Linked DNA regions of Homo sapiens: regions 2, 3, 4 and 5 are each linked to region 1. Evidence: chromatin contacts called from ENCODE Hi-C or POLR2A ChIA-PET data. All regions are on one chromosome and are shown on one strand. The core of a region is the stretch at or near the end of the contact, and the rest is flanking DNA. Distances in the headings are between cores, read along the strand shown.

The links. Hi-C counts contacts between places; a loop is a spot of excess contacts on that map. ChIA-PET counts read pairs that join two places held with the same protein, here RNA polymerase II (POLR2A). Pooled maps may share reads with other maps.
Region 2: a map of CD8-positive, alpha-beta T cell shows a loop between it and region 1 (6-fold over the local background). The contact joins the promoter of IP6K2 here to the promoter of APEH in region 1. A Hi-C loop is called at or near these places in 1 of 168 maps with a recorded cell type or tissue (CD8-positive, alpha-beta T cell), 1 of 37 single-sample maps with no recorded cell type and 7 of 50 pooled maps. POLR2A ChIA-PET finds 5 or more read pairs at or near these places in 1 of 52 experiments (activated naive CD4-positive, alpha-beta T cell).
Region 3: a loop to region 1 is called in a pooled map, with 11 times the contacts of the local background. The contact joins the promoter of PRKAR2A here to the promoter of APEH in region 1. A Hi-C loop is called at or near these places in 6 of 50 pooled maps.
Region 4: a loop to region 1 is called in a pooled map, with 8 times the contacts of the local background. The contact joins the promoter of ARIH2 here to the promoter of APEH in region 1. A Hi-C loop is called at or near these places in 3 of 37 single-sample maps with no recorded cell type and 7 of 50 pooled maps.
Region 5: a map of naive thymus-derived CD4-positive, alpha-beta T cell shows a loop between it and region 1 (40-fold over the local background). The contact joins the promoter of HYAL2 here to the promoter of APEH in region 1. A Hi-C loop is called at or near these places in 1 of 168 maps with a recorded cell type or tissue (naive thymus-derived CD4-positive, alpha-beta T cell), 1 of 37 single-sample maps with no recorded cell type and 7 of 50 pooled maps.

What each region holds. Positions count from the first base shown.
Region 1 is chr3:49,672,960-49,675,717 of GRCh38, forward strand. APEH (acylaminoacyl-peptide hydrolase) reads left to right here and starts at 1,392. Exons shown (of 22, transcript NM_001640.4): 1 at 1,392-1,454; 2 at 1,530-1,662; 3 at 2,224-2,350; 4 at 2,735-2,758. The coding sequence starts at 1,443. It also overlaps a transcript of BSN not described here. RefSeq lists a silencer at 1,077-1,686.
Region 2 is chr3:48,715,884-48,718,641 of GRCh38, forward strand. It overlaps IP6K2 (inositol hexakisphosphate kinase 2), which reads right to left and starts at 1,338. Exons shown (of 6, transcript NM_016291.4): 1 at 1,274-1,338.
Region 3 is chr3:48,846,433-48,849,190 of GRCh38, forward strand. It overlaps PRKAR2A (protein kinase cAMP-dependent type II regulatory subunit alpha), which reads right to left and starts at 1,442. Exons shown (of 11, transcript NM_004157.4): 1 at 903-1,442. The coding sequence starts at 1,164. PRKAR2A-AS1 (PRKAR2A antisense RNA 1) reads left to right here and starts at 1,505. Exons shown (of 3, transcript NR_109997.1): 1 at 1,505-1,593; 2 at 1,673-1,976; 3 at 2,555-2,758. RefSeq lists a silencer at 1,255-1,584.
Region 4 is chr3:48,917,428-48,920,185 of GRCh38, forward strand. It overlaps ARIH2 (ariadne RBR E3 ubiquitin protein ligase 2), which reads left to right and starts at 1,415. Exons shown (of 16, transcript NM_006321.4): 1 at 1,415-1,571. ARIH2OS (ARIH2 opposite strand lncRNA) reads right to left here and starts at 1,958. Exons shown (of 1, transcript NR_161301.1): 1 at 361-1,958. RefSeq lists enhancers at 292-1,042, 848-1,317, 1,043-1,794, 1,795-2,545 and silencers at 1,488-1,587, 1,658-1,737.
Region 5 is chr3:50,321,495-50,324,252 of GRCh38, forward strand. HYAL2 (hyaluronidase 2) reads right to left here and starts at 1,251. Exons shown (of 4, transcript NM_003773.5): 1 at 1,159-1,251. RefSeq lists enhancers at 15-354, 988-1,661, 2,444-2,758.

The sequences.
Region 1 (2,758 bases), core at 142-2,641:
TAGTAGAGACAGGGTTTCACCGTGTTAGCCAGGATGGTCTCGATCTCCTGACCTCGTGATCCGCCCGCCTCGGCCTTCCAAAGTGCAGGGATTACAGGCGTGAGCCACCGCGCCCGGCCGGCCGGGACTTTTTTTTTTTTTTTTTTTTTTTTTTTTACTTAACTAGTTATCTTGAGTAAGTAATGATGCGGCTGATGGGAAAGGGGAAGCTACAGGCCAGACAAGTGGACTCTCAATCACAAGCACGCCATGGAGCAGGGAGCCAGGGCCCTGAATGTGGAAGACCAGCCAGACTCAGGTATATGGAGGGAACATCCTTACTGTCCAGCCTCTCCTGATCTCTGTTGGCACCTTAGCCCAGCCAATCCTGTACCACGTGCACAGGGAACCTGCCTGCCTAGGTTTTTTCCACAGGAAGCTCCCTGGTCCTGGGTGGAGTCTGAGCCCACCAGGCCTTTCACACCCAAGAGCTCAGGGTGAGGCCTGGGGAGGAAGGCAGGGACCCACCAGCTCACGGTCCCCAACAAGGTGCCACTGAGAAGGCTGGGTAAAGGCTGCGGGGATAGATAGCTCTTGCGGCAGGCCTGGCGACTGATAAGTCCGGGCAGCACCCTAAGAGTTGGCACCCGCCCCTCTGCCCCGCACCCCAGGGCTTTGCTTCGCGCCCTCCGCCCGGACCCTGGCCCTTCTCTTCTTCGTCTGCGTGGAACTCCCTCCAGGGCAGGGCCTGGCACTGTGTAGTGAATGTCGGCCTCGTGGTGGACCCGAAGGAACCCTACAGTCAGCCCCAGAGCCGCGGGAGATCCACGCTGCGGCCGGCTCCGCCCCGCCCAACCCTCACCCTCACGCTCACGCTCACGCTCACGCTCACGCTCACGCTCACAGGCTCCCGGCTCCACATTCCTCGCAGGGCTCCAATCCGGACCCGCCCGCCTTGCCCTTCATCCTCAAAGACTCATTGGTCCCATTCCCCTCGGGCCCCGCCCTTCGCGTGCTTGGGCCATGCCCGTCCGACCGCGCTGCTTCCGCCTTGCAGCACCCCCTCAACCCCTTCTCTCGTAGGCCCTTCTACCCTCCCCGAAGCCGGGCTCCCGGGTTCCGCTTCCACAGGGCCGCCCCCTCTCCTCCGAGATCCAACGCCTCGCCCCTCGGTAAGAGGCCCAGGACTCAGCCCACGGCCCCGCCCCCCACTTGGCTAGTCCGCCCCTGGCGAGACCCCTGCTCTCACCCACCCAGGACTTCTCGCTCCCAGGCCGGGTCCTCTCACCGTCAAGGCCCGCCCCCTGCCAACGGTCCTCACCCATTAGCCGAAGGCCCCGCCCCTCACAGATTGCCGCAGGGCAGGGGCGGAGACAGCCCGGGCCGTCCCAGGCTCCGCCCCCGGAAGCCTCACTTCCGGGCGCGAGCACGCCCCGCCTCGCCCCGGCGGCAGAGAGGAGACTATGGAACGTCAGGTGAGGGCTCGGCCCGCGGTCCCCGTGGTCCCTGCAGCCCGGGCCGGGCCTGACCCTGGTGTGTCCCCTGCGCAGGTGCTGCTGAGCGAGCCCGAGGAGGCGGCGGCTCTGTATCGGGGCCTTAGCCGCCAGCCCGCGCTGAGCGCCGCCTGCCTGGGCCCGGAGGTCACCACGCAGTACGGCGGCCAATACCGGACGGTGCACACTGGTGTGTGTGCGAAGGGGAACTGGCTGGCGACGGGGTCGCGCACTGGGGTGGGAAGGAAGGGGGTGTGGAGGGCTCGCTGCTTGACAGTGCGTAAGGGTATATAGGGAGCCGGCCTGGACTTGGAGGTTACACTCCCACAGGTCCCTGCACACAGGTGTGTGGAGGGGGGGAGGGGGCGTGCGGGGCGTTATCGAATGGCGGCCATGAGTGCACGAGATGACGGCGTAGGGGTAGAAGTCAAACCTGGGCTCAGGGCGTGGACCTTGTAGGGCTCTCCACCAACACGCCATCCCATACACATGCCAGGCTGCCCTCAAGATTCCAGGGTGGATGCTGGGGTTACTAGGGGGTTCTCTCAAAGAGGCTGTCAGCTCAGGCTCTGGAGGCCTGGACTAGGGTTGTGGCCAAGTGTTGTCCAGCCTGCAGCCAGGGTGTCAGTGTCTGGAGACAGATTGAGAGATTGGGGAAGATAGATCTAGGCCTTCCTGGGTCAGGTGGGGCTGGGGGCAGTAGCCAGGAGTAGCCAAGACAAGGTGAGCAGTCTCATGCCTCCCCTCACAGAGTGGACCCAGAGGGACCTGGAACGCATGGAGAACATTCGATTCTGCCGCCAATACCTGGTGTTCCATGACGGGGACTCAGTGGTGTTTGCAGGACCTGCAGGCAACAGTGTGGAGACCCGGGGGGAGTAAGTTTGAGGGAGGAAGCTTGTGGGCAAGGCCACAGCCGTCCGCAATGCAAGCCTTTTATGAATGCTCACCATGTGCCTAGAAGGGAGGCCAGCAGCCAGGTTCTTGCCCCCTTGGGAGCTCATTCAGTTTCTGGTGACATGGCCTGATAAGCACTGGAAGCTTGCTCCAAACTCAGCCTGGACTAGAGCCCATGGTGGCCTGGGGAGTTGCAGAGAGTAGAGTCTCTGCCTCAGGGAGGAAAGGCAAGGTGGGGCTAGAGGTGCTCCAGAAGCTGGTGTGGGGCCAGAGCCTCAAGAATCTCTCCTAAGAGGTGTGCCCAGTAGGGAGCAGGAAGGGGTTATTGCAAGATAATCCTGACCTGTGCTACCCCATGTCCACAGACTGCTGAGCAGAGAGTCTCCTTC
Region 2 (2,758 bases), core at 88-2,587, 960 kb before region 1:
ATAGAAAAAAAATTTTAAATGACAGTTAACAGTTTAACTTTTTCTCAAAAAAAAAAAAAGTTACTAGGCCATCAATTTGCCTATTATGTCAAATGTGATAAAGTATTCATTTGGCCCTTTCTAACTCTGATAGTGGCTAAAGTTAAAACAACACCCTGAAGCTTCTCTTTAAATACTTAACACCCAAGTTACACGATGCAATTATACAAACCCCACAGCAACAACCTATATAAATAAGCATCTTAGTTCACTTAAAATATTACCTGGCTACAACTGCAAATACAGCAAACATTTTAAACACTAGAATTCAACAAAATTACTGTAATCATGGTCCTCTATTAAAAATATCATAGAACCGATGATCTACAACATTTTTGTTACCACGTTCCAAAGTGCCAGTACTTTTTCTTAAAACTATTCAAGATGATTTTTTGTTCTGTGTACATTCTGCTACGGAAATGTTTAATTCCAAGCAGTGACTAGTTCTGTTTTCCCTGGTATTTAAGAGCACTGGATTTTACTGGTTTCTACATTTTATTTTCACTCACTTTTCTGCTAGTGTAGCTTAGTTGATATATGAGAACGAATACAATCCTAAAATGAAATAAGCCATTAGGATGCAAAAGACAAAAGCGGTCTGTAATCAAACGTAAAGAGTGGAAATATCACTATAAAGGTGTCCTCTTATCCATTTAAAGGCATTTTTTCTATAATAAGGTTAAGTGTGTAGATTCCCTCATCGAACACCATCTGACGGGCCCAAATGGCATTCAACACTCAAAATGGCTGCACATCTGCCGACCCCAGGTAACAGTACCTGAGGCGCTGAGCTGACTCCCTATCCAAAGATCCGGGAAGACCCCTCCACCCGCCAAATATCTGGGGAGATCGTGGCCGCCAATGACCTGGGGAGACCCCTCAATGACACCGTAGATCTTGCGCTTCCCAAGACCCGGGGAGATCTCAATGACCAGGAAAGATCCTGCCCTCCCCCAAACCCGGGAGACCCCCTCCAATGACCGGGGAGGATGCTGGACCCCCAAAACCACGGAAATCCCTCCCCCAATGATCAGAAGAAAAACCCTCCTCCCAAATGACCCAGGGAAATCGAATCCACAGGGACCCCGGGAGATTTCCCCCACAATGACCACGGAAGAAGTCTTTCCCAAATAACCTGGGAGACTCCAATGATCAGAGATCCCGTTTCCCAGTAGCCTGAAAAAATCTCCCTCAAAGCTCCTCGGGCACTAGGGCCATAGGACGCGAGCTTTACCTGCCGCCTCAGCCGGGTTCCTCGGCGTTTCCGTCCTATTGTTTCTCTCGCACCAAAATGGCTGCGGCCAGGCCGAGCCCCGCCCCCTGCACCTCGCTCCCGGTGCCCCTCACTATTGGCTCGTCCTAGGAGCTGCGCACGCGGACTGGACAGCCTGAAAGGCGCTGTTGCTAGGGTGCCAGGATTCGCTGCAGCAGCTTCCGGAAAAGGCGGTGACTGGGGGCGGGGCCAGAGAGGGCGGAGCATTGTCCTCCGTCTGGGAGGGTGGGCCGGAGGTCTGACGGGCGGTTGGGTGGATAGACTAGCTGCGGGCCGATGGACAGCAGGATACCTGGGAAACAGATGGATTGACCAACAGTCTTGGTTTGTTCAGTAGTGAGCGATTTCGCAGGATGCAGGAATTTCAATGCTAACACAGAGACAGTCCACTACAAACTGGGAAGTTGGTCACTCTAGCAGATGGACAGAAGACTGGATGTGAATAGACGGAAAGAGGGACAAAAGAGTGCCTGTAGACGGTGGACAAAGAAATGGTTATAGATACAGACAGACAGATTATTAGATATGGAAGGGTGGACAGAGAAGTGGCCATAGAGTTTTCTGGGGACTGGTGGATGACCCAGTGCCCAACCCAGCTCCCACCAAGCACCACACCACAGGGCTTGTCTGAGGCTCATTTGTCTTGGGCCTGTGTTGGACAGAAGGGCTCTCACCTGAGTGAATGTCAGCATAGCTGTGAAAGGCAAAGGAGAGGGTTAGTGCCACTGAGAATGGGCAGAGCCTCCTACCTGATCTCTGCTCTTTCTGTAAAGGAGAACAATGTTGCAGCCCTGTGTACTGGGCATTTGCAAAGGTGTAAATTCACTCATACACTTTTTAATTCAACAAGTATTTATTAAGCACTTACACTCGGTATTGGAAATACAGCAGTGAACAAAAAAGGAAAATAAATAAATATCCCTGACCTTATAACAGTGGATAGGAGAGACTTCTGTGAGCAGCTCCTCTCACCTTAGCATGTGGTTTCCAGGGCTCCATGTCCTCCTGGTTTCCTCCAGTCTCACCAGTTTCTCATCTGTGTGTTTTCTCTTTGTCTACACTCACTCTTCCAAAATCTTATCCAGGCTCATGACTTCAAATGCCACCTACATGTCAATCACTCCTAAAAGTGTTTGTCCAGTCCAGACCCTTCCTGAGTGGCAGATTCACTAGTCCCACTGTCAACTAGACATCTGCACTCTGACTTCCAGTTGCTGGCATCTCAAACGCAACTTGTGCTACCCTAACACTGGCTCATCCGCCAAACCTACTTCACCCCACTTTCCCCAAATTGAGTGATAGCATCTCAGCCCTTCTTATTGCTCAAGTCAAACACCTCAAAGTACCCCTTGACTACTCTCTTTCCCATCTATATTCAGTGCACCAGGAAGGTCTGCTGTCTCCATCAGCATCATCTACCCAGAATGAAATCACTTCTTGCCACCT
Region 3 (2,758 bases), core at 192-2,691, 830 kb before region 1:
TCTCGAACTCCTGACCTCAGGTGATCCACCCGCCTCGGCCTCCCAAAGTGCTGGGACTACAGGCGTGACCCACCACGCCCGGCCAGGTTTTTCGTTTTCAAAAATGAGGTAGGGTGTCTATTTTGCCCAGGCTGGTCTCGAACTCTTGGATTCAAGCGATATTTCCTCCTCAGCCTCCAGAGTAGCTGGTATAGACTATAGGGGCCCACTGCCCCGGCCGGCAAGATAATTATTTACTCTCACCAAATTTGATTCAATCGTTTTGGCCAAGTTTTTAAAAATAGGAATATTCCCAGGGACCATGTTTGAAGAAATACAAACTCAAGTAAGCAGAGGTGAAATGACCTGAGAGATTTGCTTTAATACACTTCGGCAAAGAAAGAAAAAAGGTATGGATGAAACTTTGTGACAAACGCAACTGTTAAATGTAGGTGATGGCATATAGGGATTCATCTCACCTTTCCTCTTTTGTCTATGCTTAAAAGTTTTCACAGTAACTTTTCAAAAAAAATTATTATTTCCAAACAAACTTACTGTCCTATCAATTAAACACAAGTCACTGGATGAGAACGCTGTTGTCTTCGAAGCCAAAACTGGTGAAGGGTCTTAAGCAAAGGCGAGGGATCCTCTAGCAGGGCCGACAGCGCGCACGTTTCCTTCAAGGCTGGATCTGACAAATCACTCGGTGCGCTCTAGGGCTCGCAGGATCGCGGAGCTCAATTTGGAAGTGGCGCACGCGGGCTCACGCCGGTGTCTCAGGGAAACGCTAGAAACGCGGCTACAGAGCTCCCAATCCCAGCCTGCGGTCGGCTTGGCTGCGGCGCGACACCTGGCTCCCTGCCACCCCTCTAGACCTCTGGAGACCTCCTGCACCACTCCCCAGGGCCCCGCCCACAGCCTACCTTCCAAGTCCTCGTCCTCCTCCGACTCGCTGTCCCCTTTGGCGTCGGCGACACGGTCCGGGCCGGGTTCTGGCGGGGGGTGGCCCAGGCTCTGGCGTGGGGTGGCGGCGGGCAGGACTGAGGCTGGGGCGCGGGCCTCGCGCAGGCGGGTGAAGTACTCCACTGCGAATTCGACGAGGTCAGGCGGCTGCTGTCGCAGCACCTCCACCGTGTAGCCCTGCAGCAGCTCCGTGAGCCCCGGCGGGATCTGGATGTGGCTCATGCCGGCGGCGGCCGAAGGGATAGACGGGTTGGGCCGCCGGCGGCCACTGTCTCCGCGCTCACTCACGCCGGCCTTTCGCTCCGCGCCCGCGAGGTCTCTTCGCGCACGGCCCCGGCTCACGTCGCGCCGCTCTTTGGCCGGCTCTGCGTTTCCGGGCCGCGCAACCCTACGCTACCACGGCCGACCTGGCACCGCCGCCGCTGTCACTGGGCAGCCGCCGCCGCCGCGGGGACCGACGGGCAGGCGAGCTGGACGGGCGGGGCAGGCGTCCTGGTTGTGACGCACGCCACCGCGGGCGTGCGCGTCCCCGCTTAGCACCGGCCCTCAGTGCGCTTGCGCCACTAGATGACCCGCCCCCTCGGGCTGTCGGGGGGTCGAGACAGTGGAGTGTTCCTGATGCCAGCTCACGGAGGGAATCCAGGGAATTAGGTAATGAACGGTCTACCCATGAAGGGGACCGATTAGTGCCTCTCGCCTGGTCCTGAAGACCTTTAAATTATTCTTTCAGCTGATGCCAAGAGCCTCTTTTTGGCCAGCACTTACTAAGCACCAGAGACACAGCGAGAAGCAGAAGCATACGAGCACATCAGTGTGATTCTGCTGTGATGAAGGGCAAGAGAGGGCTCACTTTCCGGCGTGACATTCAAGCTAGCCCCGAGGCCTGAGCAGGACCCGCCCAGGGGAAGATCTGGAGGAAAGCCATCTGAACATACAACAAGAGCAAAGGCCTGGTGGAGTCAAGACCACCTTGGCTGCCAGGTGGAATGGTGGAATAACTCAGGAGTCTGTCAGGTCTCTGAGATGTCAAACGGGTAAGGCCTTGTAGGAAGTAGGCGTTTGAATGAGATCATAATTTGAGAGCCACAGACAGAAAAATAAATTTGAAAGAGTTCACTCAGCCAAATGTGTACAGTGAGAAAGGGAAATAAGGCCAAAAGCAGCAAAGACCTCTGTGCCTGTTCCTCCTGGAGCACTTTCACCAGGGTCCCCAGATCTAGGTCTGCCCATTCCTCTCCCCACATTCTACACTGGGCCCTAGGTCAACACTGCTTGATGAAGTTGAGCAGACCACAGGCATTGTTATCCTTTGCCCCTGGGAAGATGGTATAGGTGAACTGTAGAGGCCAGACTATTTCCCAAATTGCCCTCCTCCTCCTACCAAACTGGAAGGGTATTGAAAAAGGTGGAGACCTTCCTGGGATGTCCAGTCTACAGCCTACGTGCTAACCAAAGGCCCACTGGGCATAGAGCAGAGTCCCCCTCTCCTTACAGGCCTAGCCAGGAAGAGAGTAGCTGTAGGTTTGGGAACCTGAGGGCATTTGGGATGCTTAAACACCGCCTGGTAATTACTCAGTATTAATTAAAATCCTCCCTATCACCTCCCATACAGGCTTGGCACACACCCAGGAGCTCAATGCTGCTGGGAGCTGAGCAGCTGGGAGCAAGGAGCCCTCATCCCCACTGATGAAGAGGCCAGCCCAGGTTCTAGGCTAAGCAGGCCTGTGATTATAAACAGCAGTGTCTCCCTGGACAAGTTTCTTGACCCTGAGAAGAATGTTAGACCATCAACTTTGTGAGGGGACAGGCAGTCTCC
Region 4 (2,758 bases), core at 165-2,664, 760 kb before region 1:
GCCACGGTGCCCGGCCACGCGGCATGATTTTTAATGGCTTTCTACATTGTATGGTTTGTTATTGTTGTTTTGAGACAGGGTCTCCTTCTATCACCGATGCTGGACTGCAGTGGTGCGATCTTGGCACTCTGCAGCCTCGACCTCCTCGGCTCAAGCGATCCTATATCACCTCAGCCCCCTGAGTAGCTGGGATGCACAGGTGTGTGCCACCTCGCCCAGCTAATTTTTAATTTTTTTGTAGAAAGGAGGGGGGTCTCACTACATCAAATTCTTGGGCTCAAGCGATCCTCCCACCTCGGCTTCCCAAAGTGCAGGGATTACAGGCATGAGCCACAGCGACCAGCCAGCACAGGTGTCTTTATTTGTTTTATTTTTTATTTTATTTTATTTTATTTTGAGACAGAGTCTCGCTCTGTCGCCCAGGCTGGAGTGCAGTGGCGCCATCTCGACTCACTGCAAGCTCCGCCTCCCGGGTTCACGCCATTCTCCTGCCTCAGCCTCCCGAGTAGCTGGGACTACAGGCGCCCGCCACCACGTCCGGCTAATTTTTTTGTACTTTTAGTACAGACGGGGTTTCACCGTGTTAGCCAGGATGGTCTCGATCTCCTGACCTCGTGATCCACTCGCCTCGGCCTCCCAAAGTGCTGGGATTACAGGCTTGAGCCACCGCGCCCGGCCTGCACAGGTGTCTTGAATATGTATATACGCGACTCCAGTATGGTTGGAAATGATTTGATTTGTTGTCTATGGAATTGCACAACCTGGAGCCTTCCTAACATCAGCGGCTTCATACTGGCATTTCCATTGTGGTGCAGCAACAATCTGAGTGAGCCTCCGTCTCTAGCCACATCATTTGACAACCGGTCCCAGAAGGTAACTGGAAGTCATGATGACAACTCCTATACTGTGAAAAGAAACTGCAAGCAAGGCAGTTAAGATGCAATCTTGCACGGTGACCGTAAGTCGGAGAACTGCGCGGCGAACGAGGCCTCGGCAGGGGAAGCGAAAGCCTGGTGTGGTTGCGGCTCTGGGGCCACCCTGCGACCGCCTCGGGGTGTAGGCAGAATTTCCCGGCCCAGCTCCCCTCTGACCAGATAGCGGCCGAGAAACAATGGTTATCTGCTCCACTGACGCCAGGATGTCTTCTCCGTGCCCGATCCCGGAGTACAAACAGTGAAATGAGAAGCCGGTGAGAAACGCGCTGGTTAAAAACATCTCGACGGGAGACGCTGGTAGGCGAATAGTGGCTCCAGACGCGGTCGGCGCCTGCCGTACCCTGGTCAGACTCTGGGTCAGAGCGCTAAGTTTCAAGGAGGCGGCGCTAAACAGGCCCTCTAGCCGGGAGCCTGTCGCGACCCGAGCGACCGTGGGTCGACCCCGATCCGGAAGTGACGCAACGGCGCCAAGCACTTCCGGAGCTGTGGGGACGACTCTTCTGGAGGAAGCAGCGCGGGCTTGACCGGCGTCGGCCCGCCGCCTCCGCTGCCGCTTCGCCCCAATCCGGTCCCTCTGGCCCGGCCTGACCCGGTCTGGCTTGTTCGGGCTCAGCGGCCGCGAGGCCGCAGCTCCCGGTAAGTGCGCGGCGCACGTCACGGCCTTGTTTACCTTGGCTGGCCGCTGGGGGGGCCTCTCCGCGCGCCTCCCTGGCCGGGCCGGGACTCCGCCTTCGCCGTCGCCCGGGAGGCCCGGGCGCTCCCCGTCGCCGGCACGTTGTCCGAGCATTACCCGCCGTCAGCGGCCGGGCGCCCAGCGTGTGTCTGCCTTTTTTCCTCCCGCCGCCTTCTCAGCTCTCGGAAAGGTCAGAGGCCACCGCCTCTGACCAACCGGCGCCGGCACATCTAGGCCCTCTCTCCCTGTCTGGCGCGGCGGGGAAACGCGCCGCCTCGGGGCTCACCACTCGAGTCATCTTTGGGAGCTCTCGCAGCGCTGCCCGCGCGGTTTAACGCCCGCCTGTGGAGGGTATCCCCAGCTCGCGGGCTCCGCGTCCGCGCGAATATCCCGGAGCCCGCGGCGCCCCTAGGGATGTGCGGCCCCGGAGCTGTGCCGCCGCCTCGCCAGAAGCTGGTTGGGCAGCCGCGTTCTTGGATGACTTCTCCTTAGTACTGTTCATTGCCTGGTCCCATAGAACTTTCTGTCATAGCGACATGTTCTTTACCTTTGCTGTTCAGCATGGTAGCTACTAGCCACACGTGGCCGTTAAGCATTTGACCTGTAGGCTAGTGCACCTGAGAAACTAAATTTTAAATTTTACTTACTTTTTAAGTGTAATTAAATTTAAATAACCACATGTGGCTAGTGGTCACCGTATTAGAAAAGACAGATACAAAGTGTAGGATTTTGAAACGAAATTGCTGATTTCTAGTTTTGTGCCAAGTCGTTTTTCTTCGGAGGTGTAGTTAGTAAATGACCTGAATTCAGCGCTAGTGATCATATCTGGAGTAAACGTCTTCAGACTCACTAAAACTTACGTGTTCTGTGCGTGGTGGGCAAGCCCAGGATGGTTGGTTGTTAGGTCCCCTGAACATGTGACTTTGGCTCTGGAGGAAATTTTTTTTTTTTTTTTTTTTGGTGGGCGGGACAAAGTTGCTGTCACCAGGCTGGAGTGCAGTGGCGGCGATCACAGCTAACTGCAGCCCCGACTTTCTGGGCTCAAGTGATCCTCCTTTCTTAGCCTCCTAAGTAGCTGGGACCACAGGCACGTACCACCACACCTGGCTAATTTGTAAAATTTTTTGTGGATACGTGATCTTAATAGGTT
Region 5 (2,758 bases), core at 1-2,500, 650 kb after region 1:
GGCCCTTTAAGACTCCAGTGCGGAGGTGGGCCCGGGATTGGACTTGCGGACGGGGCGGGAAGGTGTGGTCCACCTTTCTCGGTGCCGGTGCCTCGTTTCGGGCTCGAAGAGCCCCAGGTCCTCTGCAGAGGGACGTGGCCGCCCATTTAGGACCCTAATGCCCCTCTGAGCCGGGCTTTCTATGGGAGTCTCAGCCACGAGCGCCAGTCAGCCTGAAATGTTTCCCCTGCAGCCCGAGGCCGGTGGTTCAGTCCTCCCAGCTCCGCGGCGCCGCCAGCCCTTTAAAGAGACAGTGTGAGGGACAAGGCAGGGGGACGGGAAGGGGGGGGGGGGGAATAGGAGGAGGCGTTGCCCCGTTCGGCCATCAGGAGGTGCTGTGGTACTCCGAGGTTGGCAGGGGGCAGCACCAGATCTGGCTCTGCACCCCCTAACGTAGACGCCAGCCGTGGGTCCCCTTTGTGTGGAAAAAGGGACTTTGACCTGAGGCGACCTCTGGTCTCCTGGAGAGTAGTGCCCCGCCTCCCACGAATCAGGGGCCCCCTTCTCTGGTCCGCCGTCTAAAGGGAGGCCCCGCCCCCTGCCAGACTGAGGGAAGGGGCCAAGCACCGCTTCTTAGCCGGCCCAGGAAGGGCCGAGGCAGTCGTTATCCTGGCAGCCCGGCTCTGGGTCGCGGCGTGGCCGCAGGGTTGGGGTCAGGGAAGCTCAGAGGGGTCTAGGAGGTTGGCCGCCCCTCTCCCTGACTCGCATCAGGGCGGGACAGTCATCCCTGAGATCCCGTCCTTTTCTGCCCAGTCTCTGAGGTCCTTTGGGAGCCCGGCTCCCTCTCAACCCCGAGGAGGCCTCCATTCCTTGCAGCAGTTTCTGGCTGGACCTCCGAGAAAGCCAGCAAGAGGGGTCTCCCAGGGCCTCCATCCCGTATCCAGCGCCCCCTACGCTCCACAGGCCTCTCCCGGTGGGGGGCAGGCTTAGACCCTGGCGAGCCCCGTGCGAAACCACCTCGGCTCTTCCTAGGTCCGCTCCCTTGTGCGAGACTCAACTCCCAAAAGGGCCCGCGTCTGCACCACCAGCCCCTAACCCTCCCGGGCGCCAGGAGAGGGAGGGAGTGCAACTGCGAGCGCATCTGTGGGGGTGCAGACCAGCCGTCTGCTCTGGGCTCACCTGTGTGGGAGTCCGTCGGCCCAGTAGGTCGGTGGCCTCCCTCCTTCCTGGGGTGAGCCTCTCCAGCTAGGCTACTTGCGCCAGCTGCTGCCCGTTGGGCAGCTCGCCGAGGACTTGATAAACCCCATTCCCTCCCATCCGCTCCCGCCTCCCATCCCAGCCCTTTCTCCTCACTTCCTGCTGCCCCCTGAGAGGAAAGGGCCAGGAACAGGCGTGGGGGAGGAGATCGCCTTGACCCTGTTTCCCTCCAGAATGCCCTGCTGGCTGGCTGCCCTCCCCACCCTTCCCGAGTAGGATCTGGCCCCGCCAGCTGCGCCAGGTGACAGGAAGGCTATGGGCTCAGGATCAGGTGCCAATCTCCCCCACACCCACAGCTTCCAACACTAGGGAACCTCTTCACTCCTTCCCTAGGATTGGGGCCCATCCTCAAATCCAGTAGGGTGTGAGAGGATGGGGTCAGGTGGTGGTGCTTTTGGGAGTCAAAATACTTGGGGGTCGTTCAGCTGATGGTCCCCCAGAGCAGGTGCCCAAGAAGGGAACTAGCCTTGGGGGGAGGGTCGGGGGGACTTCCAGTAGCTGAGTCCGTTTTTTTCCACTGAGAGCTTCCGCATCCTGTGTGACAGGACAATGTGTTAGTGAGTGTGACTGTGTGGGTTGGGGAGGAGGGGATGGACTGGGAGGGTTCTGCAGAGTGCTTTCCTGCTGGAGTTCATTCCTGGATGGATTTCAGAGTCCACTATACAGAGTAGGGGGCTCCTTACAACATGGATGAGGAAAGGGGTATACTCCTCTGGGAGGGGTGTTCCTGTGGCTGGCCCTAGGGAGGACTGCAGCAAGGTTCCAGCAGACCTCTCCAGGGGTGCAAATCTACCTACCCTCAAATCACCCAGAGCCAACCCCTCAACAACCCAATGGCCCAATGCCCAGGAGCCTCTCCCCCAACAGAAGGCTGTGTGAGGGGTAGGTGAATACCCAGGAGTCTGGCCCTGAGGACCAAGGAGTCCAAGACATGGTAGGGGAAGGTGCAGTGTCCCTGTACCACTGTGCTGGCTTCACAGGGGCCAGAAGCCTTGAAAGCTCCATGGGTGGGGACCCCCGGGGAAACAAAGGCTAGGCCAGACTGTCCCAGGGCAGGGACACTTCCTCAGGCAGCCAGCAGGAAGGAAGTGAGCACAGCCCGGCGGGAGAGAGTGGGGAAGTGTTGCCTGACCCCCATTGTTTCCAGCGATGGGGTCAGCTGGGTAGGCCCAGCACAGGGAGTTCCCTCAGGCTGGGACAGTGGTGGTAGGAGACAGGATGCTATCTGGCATGGGAGAGCCCTGGGCCTTGAACAGCCAGTAGAGGGGGACCATGGAGGATGACAGGGCCTCATGTTTGGCATCTTATGGGGGTATGGGGAGGCACCCCACAGAACTGCAAGTCCAGGCTGGATATGGTGATCCTGCCCTAGCCTTGACAAGTTCAAACCTCCGAAAGACTGGCAGACCAGCTCCCTACACTCAGAAGCCTGTCCCTGAAATCTCCCCTCTTTAACTGGGAGTTGGACTGATAGTCAAAGCCTAAGCCTAGTAGAGAATCTGCCTTATAGCAGCCCCTGAGA